Linked DNA regions of Mus musculus: regions 1 and 3 are each linked to region 2. Evidence: chromatin loops called from intact Hi-C (ENCODE). Cell type or tissue: heart. All regions are shown on one strand. Each heading gives the region's core, and the rest is flanking DNA. Links, peaks and the distances in the headings are about the cores only. Region 1 overlaps Cblc (Casitas B-lineage lymphoma c). Region 2 overlaps Gm44805 (predicted gene 44805). Region 3 holds the start of Nectin2 (nectin cell adhesion molecule 2).

Region 1 (8,000 bases), core at 1-8,000, 120 kb before region 2:
CGCGGCACCACGCCCGGCTAGATTTCTTTTTTATCACTTGGAATTAGCTTTCACTGTTAGTGTGCATACACTGGTCAGAGTCAGAAGACAGGTTGCCAGTGTTTTTAACAGCTGAACCAACTCTAGCCCCAATTGTTACAATTTTTGTTACTTCTTTCAGCCTGCCTTGTTGCAGTCTGGTGTATATGCCACAGCTAAAGCACCTGCTAGAGAGATGGCTTTGGGAAGTGGTTCTCAACCTGGCCATCCAACCACCCTTTCACAGGGTCTCCTAAGACCATGGGAAAGCACGGGCGTTTACATTATGACTCATAACAGTAGCAAAAAGGAAGTAGCAAGGAAAATAGTTTTATGGCTGGGGTCACCAGAACATACAGAACTGTATTGAAGGGTCTCAGCCTTAGGAAGGCGGAGGAGCACTGGCTTAGAGGCAGAGGGCTTTCTGCTCTAGCAGAGGACCCAGATTCCAGCGCCCAGGATGGATGGCTCATAATCACCTGTAACTCCAGCTCCAAGGGATCGGACACCTCTTCGGACCTCCTCAGGAATCCACACTCATGTGCACATATCGATTTACACACACACACAGAGATACACACACATGCATGCACACGTACACAGAATTAAAAATAAAAGTAATTTTTTTCTTTTTTTTTTTTGGTTAATATTTTTTAAAAGACTTATTTTTATTTTATGTAACCCCTGAGCTCCAAAAGTAAATCTTAAAAAGAAGAGGAGGAGGAGGAGGAGGAGGAGGAGGAGGAGGAGGAGGAGGAGGAGGAGGAGGAGGAGGCAGGCCAAATGGTGGTGCATACCTTTAGTCCCAGCACAGGTGGATCTCTGAGTTCAAGGACAGCCTGGCCTACAGACTGAATTCTAGGACAGCCTGGGCTACAAGAGAAACAGCAGCAGGTCCTTTAATTGTGGAATATTGTAGCTGTTTCAAAAAACCAAGCAAACCAAAGAACCAGCTTGTCACTCTAGGCTGAATGTGGTGCCAGAGCCCTCTGAGCACTCAGATCTCAGCACTCAGGAGGCAGAGGCAGGCAGATTTCTGATAGTTTGAGGCCAGCCTGGTCTACAGAGTGAGTTTAAAGGCCAACTCAAACTATATAATGAGATATCGTCTCAAAAAAAAGGGTGGGGGATGGGGAAGGTAGCTTCCTGTCTGAGCCAGCCAGAGTTGCTGATGGCAAACTCATTGGGCTACACAGCTCTGCATTCTGGGAAGCGAGGTTGCTAAGAAACTGTCAGGAGCCCTACAGACCTGGCCACGGAAGCTATTAGTATAAATGAGAAATATAATAAAATCAGCATGCACTGAGTGCTAACCCAATATAATATGCAGGGTTTTTTTGATTTTGAAAATGCTGGGGATGGAACCCAGAACCCTAAGCATGGTAGGCAGGGGCTTTTCCACTGAGCCACGCCCCCAAACCCTCACTGGGGGAATTCTAGGCAGGGGCTCTACCACTGAGCCACGCCCCCAGCCCCTCACTGGGGGATTCTAGGCAGGGGCTCTACCACTGAGCCACTCCCCCTGCCCCTCACTGGGGGATTCTAGGCAGAGGCTCTACTGCTGAACCTTGCCCCGAGCTGTGTCCTCTCTGTGCTCATAAGGTTCAGGAGCTGAACTCACATGTTTATTTGCACTTCACGGGTGAGGAACGGAGGCAACTTGGGAAAACATTTGTTAATGATTTTCCAGAACTTTCATAGCTGTTAGTTGTCCAAAAACCCGTTATTGCCTTCTACATCCTGATCTCAAACTCAGGGCAGCCAACACACCCACACCCACTGGTGTGGAAGGCAGTTTTGGGCATTCGCTAAACACCGATGGCAGATGGTTATACCCCATCTCAGTAGGCGAGACTTCTCCAGCCGCAACAGGCTCTGGGCCTGTGCTATGCTGGCTGGAGGCCAGTTTGGACTTTAGCTTCCACACTTCCTTCATCGATGAGGAAACAGAGGTGCAGAAAACAGAGGCCTCAGAACTGAGACTGGCTCTTGGTACATTGATTCATAAGAGGAAATCTGGAGGCTTTGCACCTGTAGGGACTCTCCCTACATCATGTGTGATGCTCATAGCTTCCCCCCCCCCGCCCCCCCGCAGGCGACAACTGGCCAAGCTGGCCCTCATCTTCAGTCACATGCACGCGGAGTTGAGCGCACTCTTCCCTGCTGGGAAGTACTGTGGGCACCTGTACCAGCTCACCAAGGGCTCTGCCCACATCTTCTGGAGGCAGAATTGTGGAGTTCGGTGAGTGGACCTTCACCACGGGACAGTGGGCTCCAAAATCCCTTAACTGCCCTGCCCAAGGACCGGAAGTGGGGAGAACAGCCTCTTCCTATCATAGACCCTCTCTCCATCCGTAGCTGTAACCATACCACCTTCCCATCCAGGTGCGTGCTTCCCTGGGCTGAGTTCCAGTCCCTCCTGTGTGCCTGCCACCCTGTGGAACCAGGCCCCACCATGCAGGCCTTGCGGTCCACCTTGGACCTCACCTGTAACGGCCACGTGTCTGTCTTTGAGTTTGACGTCTTCACCAGGCTCTTTCAGGTCAGGGAAGGTCACGGCAGGGGGTCTGAGGAAGGTGCTAGGGCCTGGACCCCTGGGTCTGAGGAAGGAGATAGGGACTGGGCACACTGGATCTAAGGGAGGAAGGCTGGGTCTGGACCACTGAGTCTTGGGGAAGAAAGGGTATATGGTTTCCTGTGTGTATAAACCGTGTTCAGGATCATCACGGATGTGGGTAGGGTGGTGGATTCTTGAACTCTGAAGGTCCTAGGGCATAGGCTACTTCCTTGGTCCCTTAGTGATTATCTCTGTCCCTCCCAGCCGTGGCCCACTTTACTGAGGAATTGGCAACTCCTGGCTGTCAACCATCCTGGCTACATGGCCTTCCTCACCTACGATGAGGTCCAAACACGCCTGCAGGCCTACAGGGACAAACCAGGCAGGTGAGCAAAGCAGGGTTCCCTGGGACAAGTAGTCTAGTCCTGGCAAGTGTGTAGGGGGCAGGAACGGGGGCGGGGGCGGAATCCCTCAACTTCTGAGAGGCTAAGAATTGAGGTTCCTGGGAACCCAGAAGTGGGAGCTCTGCAGCTGGGGGCCGGTGGTTTTCCCGTAATTTCAGCACTTGGGAGGTGGAGGCTGGAGGATGAAAAGTTCAAAGCCAGCCTGGGCCACCTGAGACACTGTCTCAAAAAAAAACAAACAAAAAAAAAACCTCTGAGTTAAGATGCCCAGAACCCCTGCCTCCTCTTCTGGAGCCTCCTGGGTCATCCCACAGCCCAGCAAATAAAGCAGCTCTACCAAGGAGTTCTGAAGCTAAGGCCCCATCTTGACAAGTTAGAGGCTATGCTATAAACCTGTTAAATGGTTTTGCTTTGGACTGGTGAGATGGCTCAGTGGGTAAGAGCACCTGACTGCTCTTCCGAAGGTCCAGAGTTCAAATCCCAGCAACCACATGGTGGCTCACAACCATCCGTAAATGAGATCTGACTCCCTCTTCTGGAGTGTCTGAAGACAGCTACAATGTACTTCCATATAATAAATAAATAAATAAATCTTTAAAAAAAATGGTTTTGCTTTGAGACAGGGCTTGCTTCATTTAGCCCAGGCTAGCCTCAAACTTGCCATGTAGCTAAGGATGACCCATGAGATTCTGATAATCCTCCCTTTACATGTCCTGAGTGCTGGGGTTATGGATATCACCACTCCACTCGGGTTTGCTTTTGTTTCATTTTGAGTTTCTCTGTGTAGCCCTGGATGTCCTGGAACTTGCTCTGTACACCAGGCTGGCCTCGAACTCAGAGATCTGCCTGCCTCCTGAGTGCTAGGATTAAAAGTGTGCACCTCTTACGGTCCAGCTAGTTGGCTCTCCTTAACAGGCTGAGGATACACCGAGCACCCACAGGTTGAAGGAAGAAATCAGTCTCTGCAGGGCTGAAGTGTGGCAGCCTCTGGAAGGCAAGGACAGTATAGCAGCTGCTCTCTAGAGACCCCTACTCTCTTCAGGCTGGGGGAGGGAGGGGAAGGGAGGGGAAGGAAGAGAAAGGGGAGGGCCACTCTCAGTCTGTCTGTCTCTATCTCATACCAGACGCTGCTCGGTGACAATGTCCTTGTCTAGATGGGTTGCTATAGGTAGATAAGGTATCTCGTAGCCCAAGCTAGCCTTCAATCAGCTGTATGGGTGAAGGGAGGGAAAATTATAAAATGGAAAGAAAGAACACACAGACAGATCCAAGCTTTCAAGCACTTTCATCGGAGGTCATGCCGGAGTGTAACTTGCTTCCGTTTTTTCCTGTATTAGGCTCATTCTCAGATGTGACCCATTGCTATGGTGGGCAATGGTAGCTAAAGCCACAGACATATACCTTCTCAGTCTGTAACTGTGGATGGGGAGCAAGGCCCCTCTTCCATAAAGGATGAGGAAGGAGATACCTGGATCCCAGACAGGGCAGACAGCTGAGTGTCCCAAGAAGAGACAGCAGCGACCACTCTCCATCCCATGTCATCTTTCCACAGCTATATCTTCCGGCCAAGCTGTACCCGCCTGGGGCAGTGGGCCATTGGATACGTGAGCTCCGATGGAAGCATCCTGCAAACCATTCCTCTCAACAAACCTCTGCTGCAGGTGCTCCTGAAGGGACAAAAGGACGGCATGTGAGTCCCCAGCCTAATAGGAAAAGGGTGTTAGCAAAATCTACTTGGAGAGATTTAGCACAAGTCATGCGTTTGGCTTGAAGGTACGGGCGTGGACACAGCCAGCACACCAAGTTGCAACGCCACGAGCTGCCAGCAGGGGGCGGCCGGGTTCTCAAGGCGGGGGAATGTCTGCAGTCAGGCAGCGGCTGCAAAGTGCAAAATCCCTCCGGCAGACTGGGCTTCAAAGCCTGTGCTTCTAGAAACTGTATCCTGCTCTAGGGTCTAGATTGTCAGGTCAGGGGCGGGGAAACAGCCAAACTAGTGGTTTTCCACCTGTAACCTCAGCTGCCTCCGGCGGTTTCCTGAGGGAAGTTGCCCGCGGTGGTGAGGGGAGGGGCCGGCGGCTCTCCAGGGTTCTCTCTCACCCAGATCTTTCGTGGTTTGCCCCGCTGGGGATGCTTCCTAGCTAGGCCAGATGCTACCAATGAGCTGCAGGGCTGGTGTGAGCTAGAGACAGAGAAGAGAGGGACAGGTGCACAGACCTGTTGCTTCTCATTGTTCACAAAGCTCCTGTTCGACAAAATAGCAAGAGCCTTGAGTCATTACAAACAACAGTGTTACTCTCAAGGAGCAGGCAAGCTTATGTCGCCTTCATGATCCCATTTTATACCTTTTTTTTTTTTTTTGAATGTATTTGGTCTTCTGTTCTTTGTTTTGAAAATGTACTGGTCTTGAGCAGGAGGGAGATATGTGGGGTGTGTGTGTGTAAGTATTCAAGGTACAGGAGTATCCTGAGATCTGCATTGTAAGCTACACTGTGAGATTCTTGTTCAGCAAGAAAAAGAAAAAAGTATAAACTGATCATAGTGGGGACGTGGCACAGTGGTAGAGCCCTTTGCCTAGAATTCCCCAGTGAGGAGCTGAGGGCGTGGCTCAGTGGTAGAGCCCCTGCCTAGAATCCCCCAGTGAGGGGCTGGGAATTTAAATCAGTGGTGGAGCCCCTGCCTAAAATGCTCCAGGCTAGGTCAATACTACAAAATAGAACACGGATCCTGAAAGGACAGAGGTTTAGATTTCTTTCTTGATTCTCAGGCTGGAGGCCAACAGTTCAGTGCAGCTTCTCTAAAATGACCAAGTGGACAGTTCTGTCCCAGGGATTGGAGAATACACTTGCTCTGGGAAGTTCCAGTGTGGGCGCGAGTCAGGTCCTAATACACATGTGTGCACACACTCACACATGCACATATTCATGTATGCATACACCAATGCATGCATGCACAAATGCGCGCACACCAGGTAGATGAGGTAAGTGGGTCCCTGTGAGTAAAGCCCCTCAGAGCCCAACTATGTTCTCCCCTCAGCTTCCTCTTCCCTGATGGAAAGAAACACAACCCAGACCTGACTGAGCTCTGCCGGGTAGAACCCTACCAACGCATCCAAGTGTCAGAGGTGAGTTCCACACTCATGTCCACTACCCAGCTACTCATCTCGGAGATATGGGGATGTGGTGCTGGCTTGGAGCCGTGTACATACGAGCCAACCCTTGCTTCTCTGAGGCTCTCTGAGTTCCTCCACTGGGAACTGTCGCCTCTACAGCCTCCTCGCCAAGGTTTTTTTCTTGGATATCGAATGAAGAAAAGAGCTTCTGAGATCATCAAAATAGCTGATGCATCTGAGTGTTTATCAGCTCTGAGTCTGAGCAGACACCCAGCGCCAGAAGAGCCAAGATGTTTTTCTTTTTGTTCTTAGGATGGAACCCAGAAACTTGTGCTTGCTACAACAGAGTTCAACCACTGAGCCACGCCCCCAGCCCCTCACTGGGGGATTCTAGGCAGGGGCTCTCCCACTGAGCCACGCCCCCAGCCCCTCACTGGGGGATTCTAGGCAGGGGCTCTAATACTGAGCCACGCCCCCAGCACCTCACTGGGGGATTCTAGGCAGGGGCTCTACCACTGAGCCACGCCCCCAGCTCCTCACTGGGAGATTCTAGGCAGGGGCTCTCCCACTGAGCCACGCCCCCAGCCCCTCACTGGGGGATTCTAGGCAGGGGCTCTAATACTGAGCCACGCCCCCAGCACCTCACTGGGGGATTCTAGGCAGGGGCTATACCACTGAGCCACACTCCCATGTTTTTAATAAGGAAATGGCTTTATTGACTATACTGTAAAGGACTGGGCAGTAACAGGAGTACTGACTTTAGGCAGTGCAGCCAAGCCTCATGACATCACTTCAGTTCCCAGCATCCCCGGGGTGGAAGGAGAGAACTGAGCCATCCTCTGACCTCCATATGGCACCATGCTACATATGTACAGAGAGTGCTACCGACATCTAGCCTTGGTTTTTGTGGGGTCTCCCCCACCCCCGCCATGGTGGTGGTGGTGGTGGTTATTATTTCAAGATCTCTCTTAATAGCCCTGGCTGTTCTGGAATTTGTTTAGGTAGTGGTCTACCTGGCTGGCCTTGAACTCATAAACTCCATCTGCCGCTGCCTCCTAACTTCTGGTACCAAAGGTATGCACCTCAGTGCCTGGCCCTTGAGGTTGTGGTGCAAGGATTTTCTATGTAGCTAAGCCTGGAGCTCTTCATCCTCCTGCCTTGGCCTCTGGAGGAATTACAGGCCTTTGACAATATGAAATTTTTTTAGCCTAAGTACATTCTATTCTATATTTAAGATTTTCTCTCTGTGCGCAAACCAGGCTGGCCTTGAACTCACTGAGATCCGCCTCCCTCAGCCTCCAGAGTGCTGGGATTAAAGGCATGTGCCCAACTTTATATAACTTTTAAAATATATTTTAAATTTTTATCTTTTGGGTTTTTTTTTTTTTTCTTTTTCGAGACAGGGTTTCTCTGTGTAGCCCTGGCTGTCCTGGAACTCACTTTGTAGACCAGGCTGGCCTCGAACTCAGAAATCTGCCTGCCTCTGCCTCCCAAGTGCTGGGATCAAAGGCGTGCGCCACCACGCCCGGCTAAATATTTATTATTATTTAAAAAATTATTTTGTGTGTATGAGTATTTGCCTGTATGTATGTGCCCCCATCTGTATATAGTGTCCACAGAAGCCAGAAGAGGGTGTCAGATTCCCCTGGAATTAGAGACTTATTTAAAACTAAATAGCTAAAACGCACCAGCATTCCCAAATCACGAGGAATCCAGAAAGCACGTCTCTTGTCGAGGGTTGAAGACATGCTTGGTCTGATGTGACACTTGTCTGTAATTCCACTGCTGCTTGGGCTAAGTCCCGCCTCTGGGATGCATAGTAAGATCCTGTGGCCAGGAAAGAGGAAGAAACACAGATACCGATGAGAGTCTTGGGTGCACTGGCCTTCAACCTGGTTGTCAGTTTTCTTTT
Region 2 (9,834 bases), core at 695-8,694:
CACTTTTTTTTTTTTTTTTTAAGATTTATTTATTATTATACATAAGTACACTGTAGCTGTCTTCAGACGCGCCAGAAGAGGGCGTCAGATCTCATTACGGGTGGTTGTGAGCCACCATGTGGTTGCTGGGATTTGAACTCAGGACCTTCAGAAGAGCCATCAGTGCTCTTAGCCGCTGAGCCATCACACCAGCCCGGCACTCACTTTTAATCCTAGCACTGTTCGAGGACAGTCTGGTCTACAGAGCGAGTTCCAGAACAGCCAAGGCTACAGAGAAACCCTGTCAAAAACAAAACAACAACAAACAAACAAACAAACGCTTCACTACATCTCTAATTCCAGTTTCTTGGAATCCAAGCTGTTTTCTGGCCTCTACAGGGACTAGACCTGCACTACGTGCATCTATATACACGAAGGCAAAATAGCCACATACATTGATTTTATTATTATCATTTTGTTATGTTTTTTTTTCCAGACAGGGTATCACTCTGTATAGCTCAGGCTGTCCTAGAATTCACATTGTAGACTGGACTGAACTTCAACTTGAACACATAGAGAGCCATCTGCCTCTGCCTCCTAAGTTCTAGGATTAAATGCATGTACTACTATGCCTGGCTACACACACACGCACGCACGCACGCACGCACGCACGCACGCACGCACGCGTGCGCGCCCAGGTGTAATGGCACACACAATCAACACTACTGCTTGAGAGCTCAAGATAGGTGACTCTCTGAGTTTGAAGCCAGTCTGTTTTACAGAGTGAGCTCCAGGCCAATCAGTGCTACACAGTGAGACCTTGTGTTATCCTGCCCCCCTTTGCCACCCCTCCCTCCTAAAAAAGCAACCCTCTAGAGTAGAATTCCAGGAGAGACCTCATCTGAATTAACAGGTTTCAAATCTTGGTTGGGCAGGAATAGGGACAGAATAGGGTCCCACCCACGCCTGGCGAACAGGAACGCAGTTCCCAGTGATCCCTCTGTCTAACACAACCCTGTCCTTAATGCTCCAGGTCCCAGACAGCATGGGGTCTCGGTTCTTCCTGGCTCTATTCCTGGTCATCCTGATGTTGGGAAATGGTAAGTGGGTCGGGTGGCAAGATGGCGGGAGGAGTGAGTAAGGAAGGGGTGGGGTGACCCTCAAGCACCTCCCTACATTCTTCAACCATTCCTTCGTCTTCCTCACCTGCCTCGACTCACCCAAAGTCCCCTTAGCACCTCTAATCTAATTATCTCGCTTCCCTCAGAGGTCCAGGGGAACCAGGAAGATGACTCGGGCAGCCTGGCTCTGCTGGGCACGGTGCAGGGCTCCCTCTTAAGTTACTGGACCTCTGCCAAGGAGGTTGCCAAAGACCTGTACCAGAAGACATACCCGATCAGCATGGATGAGAAACTCAGGTGTGTCCCTCCCAGTGGGGACAGATCCCGGCATATGCACACCCTCGGACCCAGGGGTCCAGGCCCTATCCCTCCTCCCTCAGACCCAGGGGTCCAGACCCCAGCCCTCCTCCCTCAGACCCAGGGGTCCAGACCCCAGCCCTCCTCCCTCAGACCCAGGGGTCCAGACCCCAGCCCTCCTCCCTCAGACACAGGGGTCCAGACCCAGCTCTCCCCTCCTCCCTCAGACCCAGGGGTCCAGACCCCAGCCCTCCTCCCTCAGACCCAGGGGTCCAGACCCCAGCCCTCCTCCCTCAGACCCAGGGCTCCAGACCCCAGCCCTCCTCCCTCAGACCCAGGGGTCCAGACCCCAGCCCTCCTCCCTCAGACACAGGGGTCCAGACCCCAGCCCTCCTCCCTCAGACACAGGGGTCCAGACCCCAGCCCTCCTCCCTCAGACCCAGGGGTCCAGACCCCAGCCCTCCTCCCTCAGACACAGGGGTCCAGACCCCAGCCCTCCTCCACTCTCAGACTCAGGGCTCCAGACCCCAGCCCTCCTCCCTCAGACACAGGGGTCCAGACCCCAGCCCTCCTCCCTCAGACACAGGGGTCCAGACCCCAGCCCTCCTCCCTCAGACTCAGGGCTCCAGACCCCAGCCCTCCTCCACTCTCAGACTCAGGGCTCCAGACCCCAGCCCTCCTCCCTCAGACACAGGGGTCCAGACCCCAGCCCTCCTCCCTCAGACACAGGGGTCCAGACCCCAGCCCTCCTCCCTCAGACACAGGGGTCCAGACCCCAGCCCTCCTCCCTCAGACACAGGGGTCCAGACCCCAGCCCTCCTCCCTCAGACACAGGGGTCCAGACCCCAGCCCTCCTCCCTCAGACCCAGGGCTCCAGGCCCCAGCCCTCCTCCCTCAGACCCAGGGCTCCAGACCCCAGCCCTCCTCCCTCAGACACAGGGGTCCAGACCCCAGCCCTCCTCCCTCAGACACAGGGGTCCAGACCCCAGCCCTCCTCCCTCAGACACAGGGGTCCAGACCCCAGCCCTCCTCCCTCAGACCCAGGGGTCCAGACCCCAGCCCTCCTCCCTCAGACCCAGGGGTCCAGACCCCAGCCCTCCTCCCTCAGACCCAGGGGTCCAGACCCCAGCCCTCCTCCCTCAGACCCAGGGGTCCAGACCCCAGCCCTCCTCCCTCAGACACAGGGGTCCAGACCCCAGCCCTCCTCCCTCAGACCCAGGGGTCCAGACCCCAGCCCTCCTCCCTCAGACTCAGGGCTCCAGACCCCAGCCCTCCTCCCTCAGACTCAGGGCTCCAGACCCCAGCCCTCCTCCCTCAGACTCAGGGCTCCAACCTCTAGGTGCTTCCTTCCAACCCCTCCCTGTGCTTTCTTCTCTCCAGGGACATGTACAGCAAAAGCTCGGCGGCCATGAGCACTTACGCAGGCATTTTTACAGACCAGCTCCTTACTCTCCTGAGGGGAGAGTAGCTGCCAGGCAAGCCCCAAGTTAGGGGAAAGGAAAACCTGATGACAGACACCGCGCCTCTTTGCTCGCATCACCAGACCAGGATGGTCCTACACCACCCTGTCCCAGCTGCTCCCGCCTTCCTGCTCCCAACTAGAGCCCAGAGTCTTTCAGTGAAAGAATAAATGAGTCCAGGTTCACTGGCGTCGTGTGGCTTCTTTTCAGAGGTTCCCAGGGCCAAGATGGAGGGTCTTTGGAATCTCGTCCCCATTTGATCAGTGTGGTTTTGTGACAAGGTGGTAGCACCCTGCATTCTGTAGCTTTCACTTAAAACCCCAGTTTTAAAATTACTATTTAATTATTTATTTATTTGAGACAGGCTATCTCTATGTAGCCTTGGCTGTTCTGGAACTCATTCATAGATTAGACTGGCCTCGAACTCAGAGATTCACCTGCCTCTATCTCATGATTGCTGGAATTAAAGGCATGCACCACCACCCTGCTCTTTCTCTCTTTCTTTCTTTCTTTCTTTCTTTCTTTCTTTCTTTCTTTCTTTCTTTCTTTCTCTTTTTCTTTTACACAACAGGGTTGTTTTTTTTTTTTTTTACAGATTTATTTATTATTATATCTAAGTACACTGTATCTGTCTTCAGACATACCAGAAGAGGGCATCAGATCTCATTACAGATGGTTGTGAGCCACCATGTGGTTGCTGGGATTTGAACTCAGGACCTTCAGAAGAGCAGCCAGTGCTCTTAACCGCTGAGCCATCTCTCCAGCCCTATAATTCTTTGTTTTGTTTTGTTTTGTTTTGTTTTGTTTTGTTTTGTTTTGTTTTTTCAAGACAGGGTTTCTCTGTGTAGCCCTGGCTGTCCTGGAACTCACTTTTGTAGACCAGGCTGGCCTCGAACTTAGAAATCTGCCTGCCTCTGCCTCCCAAGTGCTGGGATTAAAGGCGGGCACCACCACACCTGGTGATAAACAATTTTTAACCTTTCCAAAATACCCGGATGTGGCAAGCGGTACCTGTAGTTACAACACTTCCAAAGTCCTGGGACGGATAGAGGCAGAAAAATCAGGAGTTCAAGATCATTCTCAATTGTGTAGCGAGTTAAAAACCAGCCTGGGCTACATGAGACCCTCTCTCAAAACCAACCAACCAACCAAACAAACAAACAAACCAGGGTGGAGAGGTGGCTCAGTGAGTACAGGTCATTTGTCCCCAGAACCCACATAAAGATGGTAGGGGAGACCCACTCCACATAGGTCCTCAGCCTCTACATTTATGCTGTGTGTGGCACAGGCACATACACTCACCAGCATATACACACAATAATAACTCAGGGCTGACCAGGCAGTAGTGGCTCACACCTTTAATCCCAGCACTTGGGAGGCAGAGGCAGGTGGATTTCTGAGTTTGAGGCCAGCCTGGTCTACAAAGTGAGTTCCAGGACAGCCAGGGCTATACAGAGAAACCCTGTCTCGAAAAAACAAAAAGCAAAAAACTCAGGACTGGGGAATCTTGCTTAGCCCATGTGTGTGTCCTCAGTTCAAACCAGACAAAGCAGGGGAATGAGTTGTCCAGACAGATGCCTGGCACAGAGGAAAGGCTTGTTGGAGCTCACAAGGCACTGCTAAAGTTAAGATGTTGATGCTAAGGTTGCTAGGGGCCCAGGAGGACACACACTGAAACCTGGGCTCTTGGACAATTCCAACATATTAATTTCATATGTATTTTACCAAAAATCTTGCTAGATAGGGGGACAGAACACAGCAGAGAAAAAGACAGCCATGCTTCCACGTAGCCTCTGACAAAGAGCTAACCAACAGAGTTGGGCATGGTGGCATGCGTTTATAATCCCATTACCTGGGAGGGAAAGATAAGCAGATCTCAGTGAGTTGGAAGTCTGATTGGTCTACAGAGCAAATTCCAGGATAGGTGGGGCAGAAAAGAAAGACCCCCGAGCCAAAGAAAGACAATAGCATCCTTTTGATGATTATAGCTTTGCGGTATGTTTCATTTGGCTGTTCTTTTTTGCTTATCCAAGATGGGGTCTTAAGTGCAGCTCACCCAGGCTCTCCTGTCTCATCATAAGGATTGAGGACAAGACTGCTCCTCACTCCTGTGTCCCATAGGTGGCACTATTGGTCCCGCAGAGGACCCATGGCCTGGATTTTTTTCTAATCTGTTTGGCAATAACCTACAGCCAGCCAGTCTTTCAATACTCCTGGGGCAATTTTCCCAGGTCCTGAGGCTGGGCAGCTGTGAGTCCAGTAGAAAACAGGGACTGGGAAGGAGGGGCGGCGGGAAGGCTCCCAAGTCCCCAGGGCCTGGGAAGAACTGAGGCTGCCAAGCTCTAGGGGTGCCTGGGAGGGGGGAGACACATGGGGAACAATTCCCCCTCTGTCCAGTGTTTCCCACAGACTCAAGCCAAAGGGAACTACTGCCCAGGCAAGTTCTGCTCCCAGCCAATCCCAGGGCCACCCCCAAATACTTTTTGCCCCCTCAGCTCCTCATCACCTCTGTGTAGGACCCCACAGTCCAGGTGCCCCGATTCTGCCTAAGACCGAGTGATCTGAACCCTGGATTTCTCCTCTCTCAGACTGAGGACTCTGTACCTTGAGTCTCTCGAAGACTTAGAAGATGACTGTGCCAGCCCACTTCTCCTATAGAGGCTGAGAACACAGCTCTTGATGGTGTTGGGTGCCCCCTAGTGGTGAGCAGAGTGAGTCTGTTCTGTGACCCACTTAATATTACGAGCTGGCACTGAGTGAAGGCACAGGCAGACTTGTAGTCTCGAGTGTGAGGATGACTGGCCAGCTTCCAGTACGTAGCGAGAACTTGTTTGAGCAACAATCACCTGGTTGTTCTTGTTTTGTCTTTTTTCGATGTTTTGTTTTGTTTGTTTTGGGTTTTTTGAGACAGGGGTTCTCTGTGTAACAACACTGGCTGTCCTGGAACTCACTCTGTAGTCCAGGCTGGCCTTGAACACCTTCAGATCTGCCTCCTTCTGCCTCTCAAGTACTGGGATGAACGGTGTCCAAATACCCCAGGCACCATGCATACTAGACAAGTACTCTAGTCTCTACATTTCTAGTCCCCATCTGTATAATCCAAAGTTTTAGCTTAATTTTATGTGTATGAGTGTTTTGCCTGCATATATGAGAGTGCCTGGCAGCAAGGAGGTCAAAAGAGGGAATCCAGTCTCAGTCTCTTAGAACTGGAGTTACAGATGTTTGTGGACTGACATTTGGGTGCTCAGAATTGAACCTGAACCCTGTGGGGATCTCTGGAAGAGCATCCAGGCTCCAAACCACACCACTGAGCCAATGCTCCACCTTCTACCTTTCTTCTTCTTCTTCTTCTTCTTCTTCTTCTTCTTCTTCTTCTTCTTCTTCTCCTCCTCCTCCTCCTCCTCCTCTTCCTCCTTTTCTTCTTCCTCCTCATTCTTTTAAAACAGGGTTTCTCTGGGCTGGTGAGATGGCTCAGCAGAGTAAGAGCACCCGACTGCTCTTCCAAAGGTCCTGAGTTCAAATCCCAGCAACCACATGGTGGCTCACAACCATCCGTAACAAGATCTGACTCCCTCTTCTGGTGTATCTGAAGACAGCTACAGTGTACTTACATATAATCAATAAATAAATCTTTAAAAAAAAAAAAAAAAAAACAAAAAAAAAAAAAAAAAACAGGGTTTCTCTAGTCCTGGCTTTCCTGGAACTCACTGTGTAGACTAGGCTGGCATCAGACTCACAGAGATCCGCCTGCCTCTGCTTCCCGAGTGCTGGGATTTAAGGTGTGTGCCACCAACCAGCTCAGACATATCTTCATATATTTCTTTTCTTCTTCTAGACTCAGCAGCATGTAACTCAGGCTGACCTAGAACTTGTCGGTGGCCTTGAACTTGTGATCTTTACAGGTGTCCCCTATCACACCTGTCTGGCTTGGAAGCCCAGGCCCTTCTACACAGGTAGAAACTCTGCTGGTATTCCCTGGGGGGAAACTGAGGCAGAATAGAACAATGAAAAATGAAGAGGGTGCATGAAGGAAAATGGGAAGAAGAAAAGGCCTCTGTCTGGGGGCCTGTTTTGCTCTTCCTGTTCAGGTCCAGGAAATGTGAGAACTCAATGAGGAAGTGAAAACTGCCTACAGAGAGGGTTCATTTCTCCTACAGTGTGATGGTTTGAATGTGGCTGTACCCCATACGATCAGAGGTGTGGACTCCTGGTCTTCAGTTGGTGGTACTGTTTGGGGCCACTTAGAAGCTGAGGCCTTACTGGAGGAAATATGCCAGTCTCCCTCCCTCTCCCTCTCTGTGCTTAATACATTCATTTGGGGACACGTTCTCTGTTTCTTGTTCCAACCAGCATGCCTGCTGCTTGCTCCTATGTCCCTCCACCCCCACCACACTGTACTCTTGGGAGCTATAGGCTAAAATAAACTCTTCCAAAACTTGCTGTTGGTCATCACAGCAACAGGAAAGTAACTAATACAGACTTCATTGGGAACTATGTAAATCAGGCTGGCCTCGAACTCAGAGATCTGCCTGGCTCTGCCTCATAAGTGCTGGGATTAAAGGTGTGCACCACCACCCTGCTAACTTATTTATCCTTATTTTATGAGCATTGGTGTTTTGCCTGCATGTGTGAGGGTGTCAGGGACCTGTGTCTTCTGAAAGAGTAGCCAGTGCTTTTAACTGCTGAGACATCTTTCCAGGCCCTTATGTTAAGGAGATTTTTAGTTGGAGCTGAGATGGCTTAGCTGTTCTGGAGCACCCGAGTTCCATTTCCAGGACTACATGGCCACTCACAATAGTCTGTAACTCCAGCTCCAGGGACCTGGCGCCCTCTTCTGGCTTTCAAGGACACTAGGCACATATATGGTGCACATCCATACATGAAGACATAAAATAATGAATTTTTTTTTTTTTTTGAGTCAGGGTTTCTCTGTATAGCCCTGGCTGTCCTGGAACTCACTTTGTAGACCAGGCTGGCCTCGAACTCAGAAATCTGCCTGCCTCTGCCTCTCAAGTGCTGGGATTAAAGGTGTGAGCCAGCACACCCGGCTATTTTTTTTTAAAGAGTGTTTTAGTAGGGATATAGACACTCTCACCAATTAAGGGGGCTTGTTTCCAGAGGATCAGTGTTCAGTTCTCAGTCTTCCTGTTGGGTATCTTATAATTGCTTATTGAAACAGGTGAAGTTAGAGATTCACTGGCTTCTGCCTTCTCAGTGCTGAGACTAAAGTCGAGCACCAACACTCCCAGTCCTTGATTGTGGTCTAACAATCTTTGACTTTTTAGTTACTATAAAATTTGAGAACTTTTTGTAACTGATATAATTCACTAACTTTGTAGCTAACAATTTGAGAGATTTTGTATCTAATGTAAAATCATGGTGTTCTTGTGCTGTGCCATGAAACAAACGTTCGTGAACCCCAAAAAGACCACCAAGGAGCCAAATCCAAAGCAATTGCATTAGGATCTTTTTATTCAAGCTCTTGTTGCGGTGTAGCCTAGAACTAGTGCTAGGTACCGGCCTGTTAGTTTACTTGAGTTCAATCTTAAGTCAGATTCTCTGAGATGGAGTCTGAACCCAAAGGAATTGGTCTCTCACTTGTTTAATGTGCTGAGACATAACCTGTAATCCCCGATAGCACTCCTAGCACTCCTGAGGATGAGGCTAGAAGATGCCGCAAGTTCTATGCTTGCCACAGCCAGGGCTTCATTTCAAGACCTTTCCCTTTACCCATCAAAACGAACAAACAAAAGGAGAAAATAGGATTATTACTCTCATGTATGTTATGTTTTAATCCCAGTATTCTGGAGGCTGAGGCAGGAGGATCAGGAGTTGAGGCCGGCCTGGGCTACAGAATGAGATCCTGTCTTTGTGTTTAAAGATTCGAGGTTTGCAAGAAAGCACAGACCCCTAATGGAAGACGAGTGCTAAACTAAGCGGCCTAAAAGCGGCTAAGGTCCGGGATGAAGGTGGCTCAGCGGCTAAGAGCATATCTGCTCTTCCAGAGGTCCCGAGTTTACTTCCGAGCAACCACACGGTGGCTCACAACCATCTATAAGGTGATCTGATGCCCTCTGCTGACATAAAGATACAGTGCTCGTGTACATAAAACAAATAAACGAGTCTTTATTTGAAAAAAGTGACTAGGGTCCCATTTCCAGGTGTGGTGTCCGTAAGAAAGCAGATACGGCCTAAGGATGAACTACAGTCTCCGAGGGTTGATGACGAAAGCTTAAGACAAGGAAATCGCATCAGAAGCGAAAAGAACAAAGTAATGACCACCCCTTAGGTCGAAAATCCGCAGCCAGAGAGGGGTTTTCTCTTCAAGAGGGGCGTGGCTCTAGCGAATCGCTACGGTGGCCGGAAAAGCTCCGAAACCATCGACTTTGTAAAACCCGAGAAGAAACGGCCATCCGAACTGCGGTGGAATTGCTTGGGAAGACCATACAATCAAAAAAATAACCATCCACCTTGGCCGAGTGTAACAAGTAGAACCCATGAAAAGAGCATTTCCTGCTATAGAAAGTTCAAGCACTCGGAGAAGTCACTCCCTGCTAGACCAAAACAACCAAATTGCGGTGAAAGGGGCGGACGTCGAGTACGGTGGCCTAGTTGGTCCTTCAAGAGGGCGTGGCTTGAGGCGCTCCATTCTGATACGGAAGCCTGGTGGGGACGGGTTAAGCGTAAAATCTCGCGCGATCGCGCTGGCGCCGTCGGGGACGGGGCGGGGCTGGCGGCGGGGGCGGGGACCCGGAGCAGGAAGATGGCGGCGGCGCAGGAGGCGGACGGGGCCGGCAGCGCCGTGGTGGCGGCCGGGGGAGGCAGCTCTGGTCAGGTACGGAGGCCGAGAGGTGCCTGAGGGGGCTCTTCCCCAGCGGGGGGCACCCCTGCAGGGAGTGTCTTGTCCTTTTTGGAGGAACCCGGTGCACCGGGGGCTCCATGCCCCAGAGGGACCTTGAATATTGGGCCCTGGCGGC
Region 3 (9,572 bases), core at 1,573-9,572, 76 kb before region 2:
TGTGAGATCTTTCTGTTTCTGCCACCTAAGTACTGGGATTACAGTTGTGCAGCACCAACCCGACCCCCTTCCTAAGATTCTTGTGAGCAACAAAAGAATTTTGAATAGTGTCCATTGTGGACCTGCCTCTTTTCATAACCCTGACCTTTGGCACCAAGCCACTTTCCCTTCCCATGACTCAGTTCCCCTTCCTTCTCCACGGCTTGATCGGGGACTGCTTGGGAGAAGACTTACACGAGGGCCTGGTGGGCAGACAAAGCTAAAACCCTTTATCAACAATGTTGTTAAAGGGGTGTGGCAACAGCTCAGAAAGGAGAGAGCTAGCTCAACTTGGAGTCAGTGCATGCCTACAATCCCTGGCTGGTTAGCCAGGACGACAGGAGATGCCATCTCATAAAACAAAACCAAGGTGGGTGGAATGGCTTCAAAGGTTGTGCCACCAAACTTGGCTACGTGAGTTGGGGCCCCGGCACCCACTTGCTGCTTCCAACTCAAAGCAAGTTGTTATTTGCCCTTCAGAAGTCAGCACGGCCTGCACACACACAAAATAATCAGCAAGCAAACAAATAGGAGCATTAACAAGAGTGGAAAGCAAGTTGGTCAGAGCCAGGGTCCACTCCTTGGGCCTTGCCACATGGGAGAGGGGCTTCATGTATGTGGCCGGTGGAGAAGGGGCCCTACCCCAGCCCAGGTGGCTCTCTCACAAGAAACCCCCAAATGCCTGGCCCTTGGGGAGGATTTGGCTGTCAGGTACTTCAGCAGCGGAGTACCTGTTCCCCTCCCCCATCCCCAACAAGTGGACCTTCTCATTAGCTCCACTCGGCGGCCCTGGGAATGTGAAAAGGCGGGTGGGGGTGGGGAGGGTGGAGCGTCTACGAAGAGACAAAAGGGCCGCCTCAAAACCAGCCACAAAGACCACAGGATTCTGGTGAGATAGAGAAAGTGGGACAAGGACAACCGGAAGGGACTGGTAGGGCCAGAGGACAGACTGACTGGTCCAGCCCCACCCAGCGGGGTTCGGCCTGCTGGGTTGGTTTATGCTGCCCCCTCGCGGAAGGCTGCGATATAAAAAAAGGATACTGGGTGGGAGGGACGCAGAGGCCAGATGCAGGGACAGGAATATTAAGAGTGACACAGAAAAAAACTATGAGACAAGAAACAGAAAGTGACAGGGACGCAAAGAGAGACGCACACAGTCAAAGGAATGCAACGAGACACGGGGACTAAGTGACATAGGCACATGGACAGACAAAGAAACACCAGAGCAGAGCCACAGAGAAACATGGGGATGCGGAGGGAGACTCAGAGGTAGAGAAAGAGGAGAAATCTGGAAAGAAATGATGCGGCGACACGAGAACCCAGGGCAGAGATCAGAAAGAAATGGGGTCCACTAAGAAGTGACCCCGACCTACCACAGCAGCAGGACTAGGAGAAAGGCTGGGACAGGGGTGTGGCCTCACCAAGGGGCGGTGCCTCAGGAAGGGAGGCCCTATGAGAGCCCACATACTCAGGCTAACCAGAGGGCAGTGGGGCGTGGTCTGGGCGAGAAGGCATGGCTTCTCCTGGTGGGAGGCGACCGGAAGTTTAGAAGGGGGTGTGACCGCGTCTCATTAGAGTGACCAGTAGGGGGCGCAGTGGGTCTTCCCGGGTTGTGTGTGGGCGTGGCTCCATGTCGAGTGGGCGTGGTCAAATAGTTAATTCCAGGAGAAGGCGGAGATAGAATCGTGGGGCCAGACAGGTGTGGGACGCGGGATGGGCGGGGTCTTAGCCCTGAGAGGGGCGGAGCCTGAGCCCTAGGATCGGCTTGGCGAAGAGGGGCGGGGCCTGTGACGTCATGAGTCCGGCCCGCTGGAGCTAAGCGAGGGGCCGGGGGGCGCGGATCCTGAGAGCCAGGCGAGGGAAAGCTGGGCCGAACGAACTGATCCGGGGAGCCGTGAGCGGCGGAAGCCGGCCTGGAGCCGGACACTTCAGACCCCTGACTGCCCTCCCAGCCGATCGGTACACGAAGAGTGGTCCCTAGGCACCCCCTGCCCGGGCCCAGTCCCTCCCCGGGCCCCCCATGGCCCGGGCCGCAGTCCTCCCGCCGTCCAGATTGTCACCGACGCTGCCGTTGTTGCCGCTGCTACTGCTCCTGCTTCAGGAAACAGGTGAAAACGCGCGGATGCCTTCGTCAGTCCTCAGAAGGGAGGGAACGGGGCATCGTCCCCCACCTCACTCCCAGCTCCCCGAGGCCCCTTTCCCTCGTGCCCCCTTCTAGGTTGGCCCTACTGATCGAGATTCTCGCAACACACCGGGCTCTCTCTCCGAGTCTCCTAACCTCCCTCTCTGCACCTCGCGTAATCACAAGTGTCCATTCTAACCCGGGTTTCTGACCCCCTCCACCTCCCTCGGCGTGGAAAGGGTTAAATCCTCCCCATCCTGTGCTGATCACTTATCCGGAATCTGGATTTCCGTCTCTGCTCTCCCCCCTCAGGAATGTGGAGAATGTTCCCCCCACTCACACTAGCTGGAGGGTCGTGATGGTGAGGAGGGACGACACCCCCCCCCCTTTTTTTTCTTTTCCTTCTTGTTGGGTTGGGCATCCGAGGCCCGGGGAGAATTGGGCGCGAGGGGACCCACAGTCGAGGTTCCCAAGACGAGTGTGTGTTGGGGGGGGGATGAGTTCGGTCTTTGGGAGCCCTTGGCAAACCAATGATGAGAGTTGGGGGCACTCAGGGGCAGGAAGGGTGTGAGTCTGGAGTGCAAGCCTCAGGGAGTTTACAGACACTGACCCCTGGGTTCTGGGAAAATTAAGAGGTTCTGCCTCCAGGATCTCAGAAGGCGAGCCTAACCCGGGTCTAGATAGAATTGGAGAAAAGGGGTTCAAACTTGTGGGTCTTGGGTTTAACTGTGGGCAAAGAGCTCTGCTCGCTGGGGTCCAGGTGCAGTTAGGGTCCAGAGGCACTATCTTGGCAGGTTCGGATTTAGCTGTAGGCAATGGAATTTAATGATCAAGGGACTCTGACCTTTACCCCTCTGCCCCCAAATATAATCAAAGGCTTAAAGACGTAGCCTGAAATTGGGAACTTAGTCGGCTGTGTCCCAGGTAGAGTCAGAGCCCGGGAGGTTTGCAGTTTTCCTCCCCTTCCCCCTTTCCTTGTGAGTGGCAACGTCCCTGGGGAAGTTTTCCGGTATCGCTTTCACCTAGTTTGGGAGGGGCGGGGCGGGGCTGGAGCGCTAAGAGTCCCAACTCCTGGTTTCGGGACCTTATCTCTCCTTTGGTCACGCCTTTGTCCTCGAAGCACTTGGAGAGGTAAATGGGAGGAGCCTCCTCTCTAAGACTCGCTCCCCTTTCCCCACCCCCCAGCCCTGGAGGGGACTTGGGGCTCTGCGAGGCCAGGGGGTGGGGGTGGGGGATGGGGTGAGGTGTAAACAGGTGTGCTGACCTCGCCCCGCCCCTAGCAGGTGACCTGGCTGTTTCTTCCTAACTACACACTCTGGGATGGGGAGCGGGGAGTTTCTGGAGAGTTTGCTCAGAACGGGGATCAGAAGGATCGTAGGGAGAATGCCTGTCACTTTTGGCCTCGTTTTTTCTTTCGTCACCTCCTTTGAGGTCATTGGCCTTGACCTCCCAGATAGATGAGATCTGTACCTGTCCCTCTGAGTGAATTCTTAGAATCCACCCGTGTGGTACCTCATAGCAGATTCCACAGAACCCCAGAGCAAACCTTGTTCCCCTTCCCAGCCTGCGAACGGGGAAACCGAAAAGGACACTCTCCCAAGGTTCCACTCCCGTCCCTTGAAAGCCTTTGAAAGCCAGCAACCCAATAGCCAGGCTGGGCAAGCTCCCCAAAGTGCTTCCTATTTCCTAGACCTGTGGTGACTGTCCCTTCTCTGTTGAATCCCTGGGGGGATTTCCTGGGGCTGGGCCTTCCCTTCGAACGTTGGGGAGAGGACCTTGGCCTTTCCTAACCCATCCTACTCCTATCTCCACTTCCTCATTCCTTCTCTCTCCCTCTCCTTTTTCTTTTTTCATTTCCCTTTCCATCTCTCCCTTCTCTCTCTTTCCGGGCTCTTTCTCCTTTCTGTTCTGTTTGTCCTTCCTTTGCTCTCTCCATCTCTCCCTTGCTTTCCCTACATCTCTTTCCCCTGGCTCTAGCTGCTCAGCCTCCCTGCTTCCTGGCCTCCTCTGGGAATGGGGCTTACACCACCTGGACCTCCTGCTGGAGCCTGAGCCTCCCTCCCCACTCTTCCCTATCTCTCTCTGCTCATCTATGTCATCCAGGCAGCCCCACACAGTGGCGGGGGAGGGGAGAAGAGGGGATGGCAGGCCTGGCTGTCTCTTCTCGTTAGGGAAGGGGAACTGAGCAGAGAAGAAATGGGGGAGGGGGAGGGGGGGGCAAGAGACAGGATGGAGAGCAGGGATATAGGAAGAGGAGCCAAGAGAGGGAGGGGACGGGGATCAGACCTATGCAAGGATGGAGTAATGCAAGGATGGAGTCATGCACAAAGAATGAAGGAAGATTGCAAGGGAGGGCAGAAAGATACCAGAAAGGGGCAGGGGTGCTGGGGTGCTGGGAGGGGTATAGGCAGGGACACTGGAAGGGCAGAGAGGTTTGGTGACAGGAAAGGAGATCAGAAGACCCCAGCCAGAGGGCTGTGGAGATCCTGTGACTTGGAGAGGTCAGAGCACAGGCCAGTCTCAAGGCCAGCCAGCATGTAGGGGCCACAGGGAGTTAAAGACACGGGAGGCACAGGGAGTCTTGCACAAGGGCCAGCTCCCCTGCCCCCGCTGGGATGCTGATACATTTTTAATGCCCCAGCAATGCTGAGAAACAGAGCAGGAAGGGAGGAGGAGATGGACCAGGAGAGATGGCCCGGCAGTAAGAAAGTATGTCAGGAGCCTTGGAGAGGTGTGAGTGCTGGATGCCTAGAGACATGGAGACCCCAGGGTCACAGAAACAGAAACCTAAGACAGGGATGAACACCTGTGACTCCAGCACTCAAAGAAAGCTGAGGAGGGCGGGGGGGGGGGGGGGGGGGCGGGGGGATTGCAGGGAGTTCAAGGCCAGGCTGAGTTACATAGGAAGACCTTGTCTCAAGACAGAATGGTGGAGTCAGGCCTGTAATCTCAGTGCCAGCGTGGGGGAGGCTGAGGCAGCACACTGTCCACCCCCAGGGCCGCCTTGGCTGGAGAGCGGAAAGACTGGGGGGAAAAAAGAAATGGGCTGGGCCAGTGGATAGAGTGTTCACCTAGCATGCACGACACCCTGGGTTCCAAACTCAGCACCTCCAACGGCAGGCATGGTGGCACAGGACTGGAATCCAAGCGAGAATTCCGGATTGCATGGCTATGTAGTGAGATTGAGGCCAGGCAGGGTTATCTGAGTCCTTCTCTCGGAAGAAAACAAGAGGAGCAAAGCAGTCGGCAGAGTGCTTGCCTAGCATGCATGAGGCCTAGGGTTCAATCCCTCGCACCCAAAAATCACCAGTGGTAGTGTGCACCTGTAATCCTGCAAATGGAAGATAGAGACCAGAGCTTCAGAAGTTCAAAATCATATTTGGCTCCATAATTAAGATCAGGACAGCCTGGACTACTTAAGACCCTGATTCACACAAAATGTATGTTATTGTGGGGAGTTAGCCTTTAATCCCAGCACTCAGAAGGCAGAGGCAGGCAGATCTCTGAGTTCAAAGCCAGTCTGGGCTAATTAGAGAGTTCAGGATAGTAAGTCAGTGTCTGTCTGTCCGTCTGTCCCTCTCTCTCTCTCTCTCTCTCTCTCTCTCTCTCTCTCTCTCTCTCTCTCTCTCGCACTCTAGGGAATGAGAGGCAAGGGGTCAGGGGGAGAGAAACAGACCCTAGAAGTAGGATCTGTACACCAGCAGAGGCCAGAATCTCCTGGAATGGGGATTCACACTGAGGTGTCCGCTCTCTCGGCAGACCAAGAGTGGTCTATCCCAGGCCCCAGCCAGGAGAGCCTTTGAGAGCTTCACCCCATGAGCCTGTCCTTCCATAGGAGAGGTCCTCTGGGAGCTGAGCCCCAGCAGCAGCAGGAGGCTGCGCATCCAAGGGTCCAGAGGGGCCTCGGGAGGCTCACATAGAAATCCAGACACAGCCCAAGCCACGTACCCTGGCAGCTCTGGCTGAGTTCTCACCCCTCAGACAGGCTCCGGATGTCCACTGTGGGGGTGGAAACTATGATTAATGTAATTAATTAATTACCCAGGTGGCTGAGGCAGCAGCTGATGCTGGTCCTCAAAGCCCTCTGGCCTTGAAGGGTTTGCTCCAGCCCTGCCCCACCCTGATATGGTGGGGGCTAGGACACAGCTTGTTTTATAGGTGTGCAGGGGCCAGCTGGGACTGGAGGAGCCAGCCAGGCCGGAAATCTAAGAAACTAGGCTTCCAGACCCTCCTCCAGCCTCCTCCCTCAGACTATTATCCCCCCAGGTCTAACCCTCCCGTGTCTTTCCTCAGTCTGGGCTTTACCTACGCCAGAGGCAGTCTCTACTCTGGCCTGCAGGAAGCCTGCTAGTCCATTCCCCAGGGGAGGAGGAAGTGTGTTTGAAGACCCAGCTGACATCTCTATAGAGCTGTCACCAGTCAGAGGCAGAGAAGCAAGTGTTCCCACTGGCCACTGTCTCTGGGCGTGGTGTTGGCTGTCCGTGTCTGTCCCTGCAAGGTCACCACCGCCACTTGCTGAGAAGCCTGCAGGAAATGTGTTTCTTGCACAAGGCCACGCATCTTCCCCGGCTTCACGACTCCATCTCCCCTGCTTCCCCATCCGACACCCAGAACCCCTGGCTCCCCTCACCACATAGACTTCAAACGCCACAAGTCATTATGCATCTGTCTTCCTCCCCAAGCCCAATGTCCTGCTCCCATTCCCACTTGGGAGAAAACTTCCAACTAGATCAGCAGGTTCTCAACCGCTTTCCGGTGATCTTAGGAAGCCCCAACCGCAAGTTTATTTCATTGCTACTTCATGATCGTAAGGCCATTAGAAATACGTGTTTTTCATTGTCATGACGCACAGGGCTGGAACATCTGACCAGATATCTCTCCATCAGTATAGCCCTTACCCTGGTTTAGAGGCTTTATTTATTTATTTACTTACTTACTTACTTACTTATCGTTTTGGTTTTTCAAGATAATGTTTCTCTGTGTAGACCAGGCTGGCCTTGAACTCAGTTTCGCCCGCCTCTACCTCCCAAGTGCTGAGATTAAAGACCTGGCACCAGAGGACTTTTCTTGGCTCTCACTGACCTTTCCAAACTTTAACCTGTTCCTTCCCCTTGTTTACAACTCCCCGTGGCTCCCAGTACCCTCACAGAAAAGCCTACACACTCCACTTCAGCTGCTGCTTGTGCTGTGGGAAGACGGTATTCATAGGCTGGCATAGGCCAGACTCTTCCTGCACCAGCCTCCCCATGCTGGGGTTACAAAGGTATGTACCCCCCCCACCCCATACTTGGAAGCGCAGCACTTTTTGGTTGCCCATCATTCATTCATTCATTCATTCACTCACTCATTCATTCAGTACATTTACAGAGCACCTTCAGAATACCAGACACTGTTCTAGGCTCCGGAATACAGCAATGAATGAATCAGAGCTCTCTTTCCCTGTGGCTCTGCTGGGGAGATAGGTGGATGGTTGGTTGGTTCTGTGCTGGAGGGAGCAAGTTAAGAATCCTTGTTATCATTATGGTGACCAGATCCTGCCATCACTAGATAAGGAGGAAGCCAGGCTGACCTGCTACAACCCATGCAAAGGCCCCGGAGGCCAGAAGATCAGAGAAGAGAGGTTAGGATACTGAGCAGCTGGGCATGGACATGAAGGGTCTGAGTGAGAAGAGAGCTACTGAAGGCCCCAAGCAGAGAAGAGGGCTACCAGCTACCAAAGTTTCTGGCTGTGTGTGGAGACAAAGCCGGAGAAGTAGGTACCTAGGAGGTGACCCAAGCAGGAAAGGCTGGTGACTTAAGCCAGAGTCGGGACCCTGAGGGAGCACACATAGTCTGACTGGAGATAAATCTTAGCGATAGAGCCTAAAGGATGGGCTTCCTGAGGCTTCTACTCCAGGAGGTGGGAGAGAACACATCAGACTTCCGTGCTGACCTGCTACTAAGGGTTTAGAAGGGCCTTTAAAATGGACTAGTACTCAGGAGGCAGAGGCAGCCTGTGAGTTCGAGGCCAGCCTGGTTTACAGAGTGAGTTCCAGGACAGTCAGGGCTACACAGAAAAACTCTTGTCTTGAAAAACCAAAACAAACAAAAAAAAGCACTACTCAGCCGGGCATGGTGGCGCACTCCTTTAATCCCAGCACTCGGGAGGCAGAGGCAGGTGGATTTCTGAGTTCGAGGCCAGCCTGGTCTACGAAGTGAGTTCCAGGACAGCCAGAGCTACACAGAGAAACCCTGTCTCAAAAAACCAATAAAAAAAAAAAAAAAAAAGCACTACTCTTGGTGTTGGCGGGGAGGGGGTGTTGGTACAACTATGTGACCCCAGTATCTTGAGTATCTTGGGTTCCACGGTTAGCTGAGACTATGTAGTCAGACCCCATCTTAGAAAAACAAATAAAACAGCAGCCAGGGAGACGGCCCAGCGGGTGAAGGTGCTTGCTGCCAAACTTGACAGCCTGAGTTCTGTCTCCAAGACCCACACAGTGGAAAGAAAAGAGCCAACCCCACACCTGTGCATTGGCACCCCCACCCCTGCCCCACACATATGTAAATGCAGTAATTAAATAAAACAAACAAACATAAGCCACAGTTCATCTCACTCTGAACATCCATTCTTGTATTCAGAATTAGAGACTTAGTCTGGAGGTCTTGGGGCTGTGAGATTCTTGTCATTTGTATGTTTTCATTTATGAAGGGCGTCCCTGGATAACGAAGGTTAACCTGGAATTCTCTGGCCCCAAACATCCTTATGCCTCTGTCTCCTTAGTTTTGGAATTATGACTGAAGGCTGCTGAGCCTGGTTCACTGATACCTCCTGTGTGTGTGTGTGTGTGTGTGTGTGTGTGTGTGTGTGTGTGTGTTAATACAAGAGGACAATGTTCAGGAGTCTGTTCTCCCTATCCACTACTCGGATCTCAGAGATTAAAATCCGGTTATCATTCTTGGCTGCAATCACCTTTACCCGCTGCGCCATCTCACCAACCCCTCCCCGACACCTTTTCAAGCCCATTTTTCTGTCCTTGATGTCCTTTTGCCTAGCTCCAAGACCTGTTCTAATTCACATTTGCAAAGCTGTGTAATCCCAGCTCTTCTGGATGGTGAGACAGGAGGATTGATGTGAATTCAAGGCCAACTGAAGCCAAACATTGAGACCCTGTCTAAATAAACAAAATAAAACCCAGGCGGAAGCAAAGGCAAGCCCTGCCAGATGTGGCCTGTGGGGACAGGCACTGACCCTGTGACCTGGCCTGCAAAGAGTGTCAGATCTTTTACTTGAATTGTTCCAGGGGAACCTGCAGGGTGACTTAAATGTCTCCATTTTACACATGAAAGAACTTGGGCTTGAAAAGGTCACCCAGCCCAGAAGCAGCAAGCAGCAGGAAGCTCTCATCTCTCTGTGTTTCAATTTGAAAAA

What was found. Peaks named below come from ENCODE experiments on the same cell type or tissue, not always from the same donor. Only the 100,000 strongest peaks of a DNase experiment are listed, where the experiment ranks them.
Region 1: it touches region 2 in a loop (6-fold over the local background); 10 of 42 quality-filtered maps call a loop at or near these places.
Region 3: it touches region 2 in a loop (9-fold over the local background); 4 of 42 quality-filtered maps call a loop at or near these places.

The regions. Positions count from the first base shown.
Region 1 is chr7:19,787,069-19,795,068 of GRCm38, reverse strand. Cblc (Casitas B-lineage lymphoma c) reads left to right here. Exons shown (of 12, transcript NM_023224.5): 2 at 2,114-2,260; 3 at 2,404-2,560; 4 at 2,840-2,961; 5 at 4,532-4,669; 6 at 6,013-6,100. LOC115486450 (a long non-coding RNA gene) reads right to left here. Exons shown (of 4, transcript XR_003946611.1): 3 at 7,777-7,915; 4 at 4,936-5,158. Among named protein-coding and RNA genes, the nearest start is that of Cblc, 5.7 kb to the left of the region's middle. In heart, for the core only: a CTCF peak has its summit at 4,801 (motif pointing right); a DNase peak (open chromatin) is centred at 4,908; H3K4me3 peaks cover 943 bases; H3K27ac peaks cover 484 bases; H3K27me3 peaks cover 692 bases.
Region 2 is chr7:19,664,792-19,674,625 of GRCm38, reverse strand. Gm44805 (predicted gene 44805) reads left to right here. Exons shown (of 4, transcript NM_001309799.1): 2 at 1,013-1,079; 3 at 1,247-1,397; 4 at 2,778-3,047. The coding sequence starts at 1,025. The coding sequence ends at 2,865. Apoc2 (apolipoprotein C-II) reads left to right here. Exons shown (of 5, transcript NM_001277944.1): 3 at 1,013-1,079; 4 at 1,247-1,397; 5 at 2,778-3,047. The coding sequence starts at 1,025. The coding sequence ends at 2,865. Clptm1 (cleft lip and palate associated transmembrane protein 1) reads left to right here and starts at 9,596. Exons shown (of 14, transcript NM_019649.2): 1 at 9,596-9,692. The coding sequence starts at 9,621. In heart, for the core only: CTCF peaks have their summits at 4,965, 5,575 (motif pointing left) and 7,691 (motif pointing left); DNase peaks (open chromatin) are centred at 1,205, 2,915, 5,115 and 5,535; H3K4me3 peaks cover 1,168 bases; H3K27ac peaks cover 1,089 bases.
Region 3 is chr7:19,741,790-19,751,361 of GRCm38, reverse strand. Nectin2 (nectin cell adhesion molecule 2) reads left to right here and starts at 1,789. Exons shown (of 9, transcript NM_008990.3): 1 at 1,789-2,147. The coding sequence starts at 2,060. Gm34744 (a long non-coding RNA gene) reads right to left here and starts at 1,792. Exons shown (of 3, transcript XR_881878.3): 1 at 1,413-1,792. In heart, for the core only: CTCF peaks have their summits at 1,624 (motif pointing right) and 6,506; DNase peaks (open chromatin) are centred at 2,361, 3,341, 5,241, 6,461 and 1 weaker place; H3K4me3 peaks cover 4,932 bases; H3K27ac peaks cover 6,810 bases.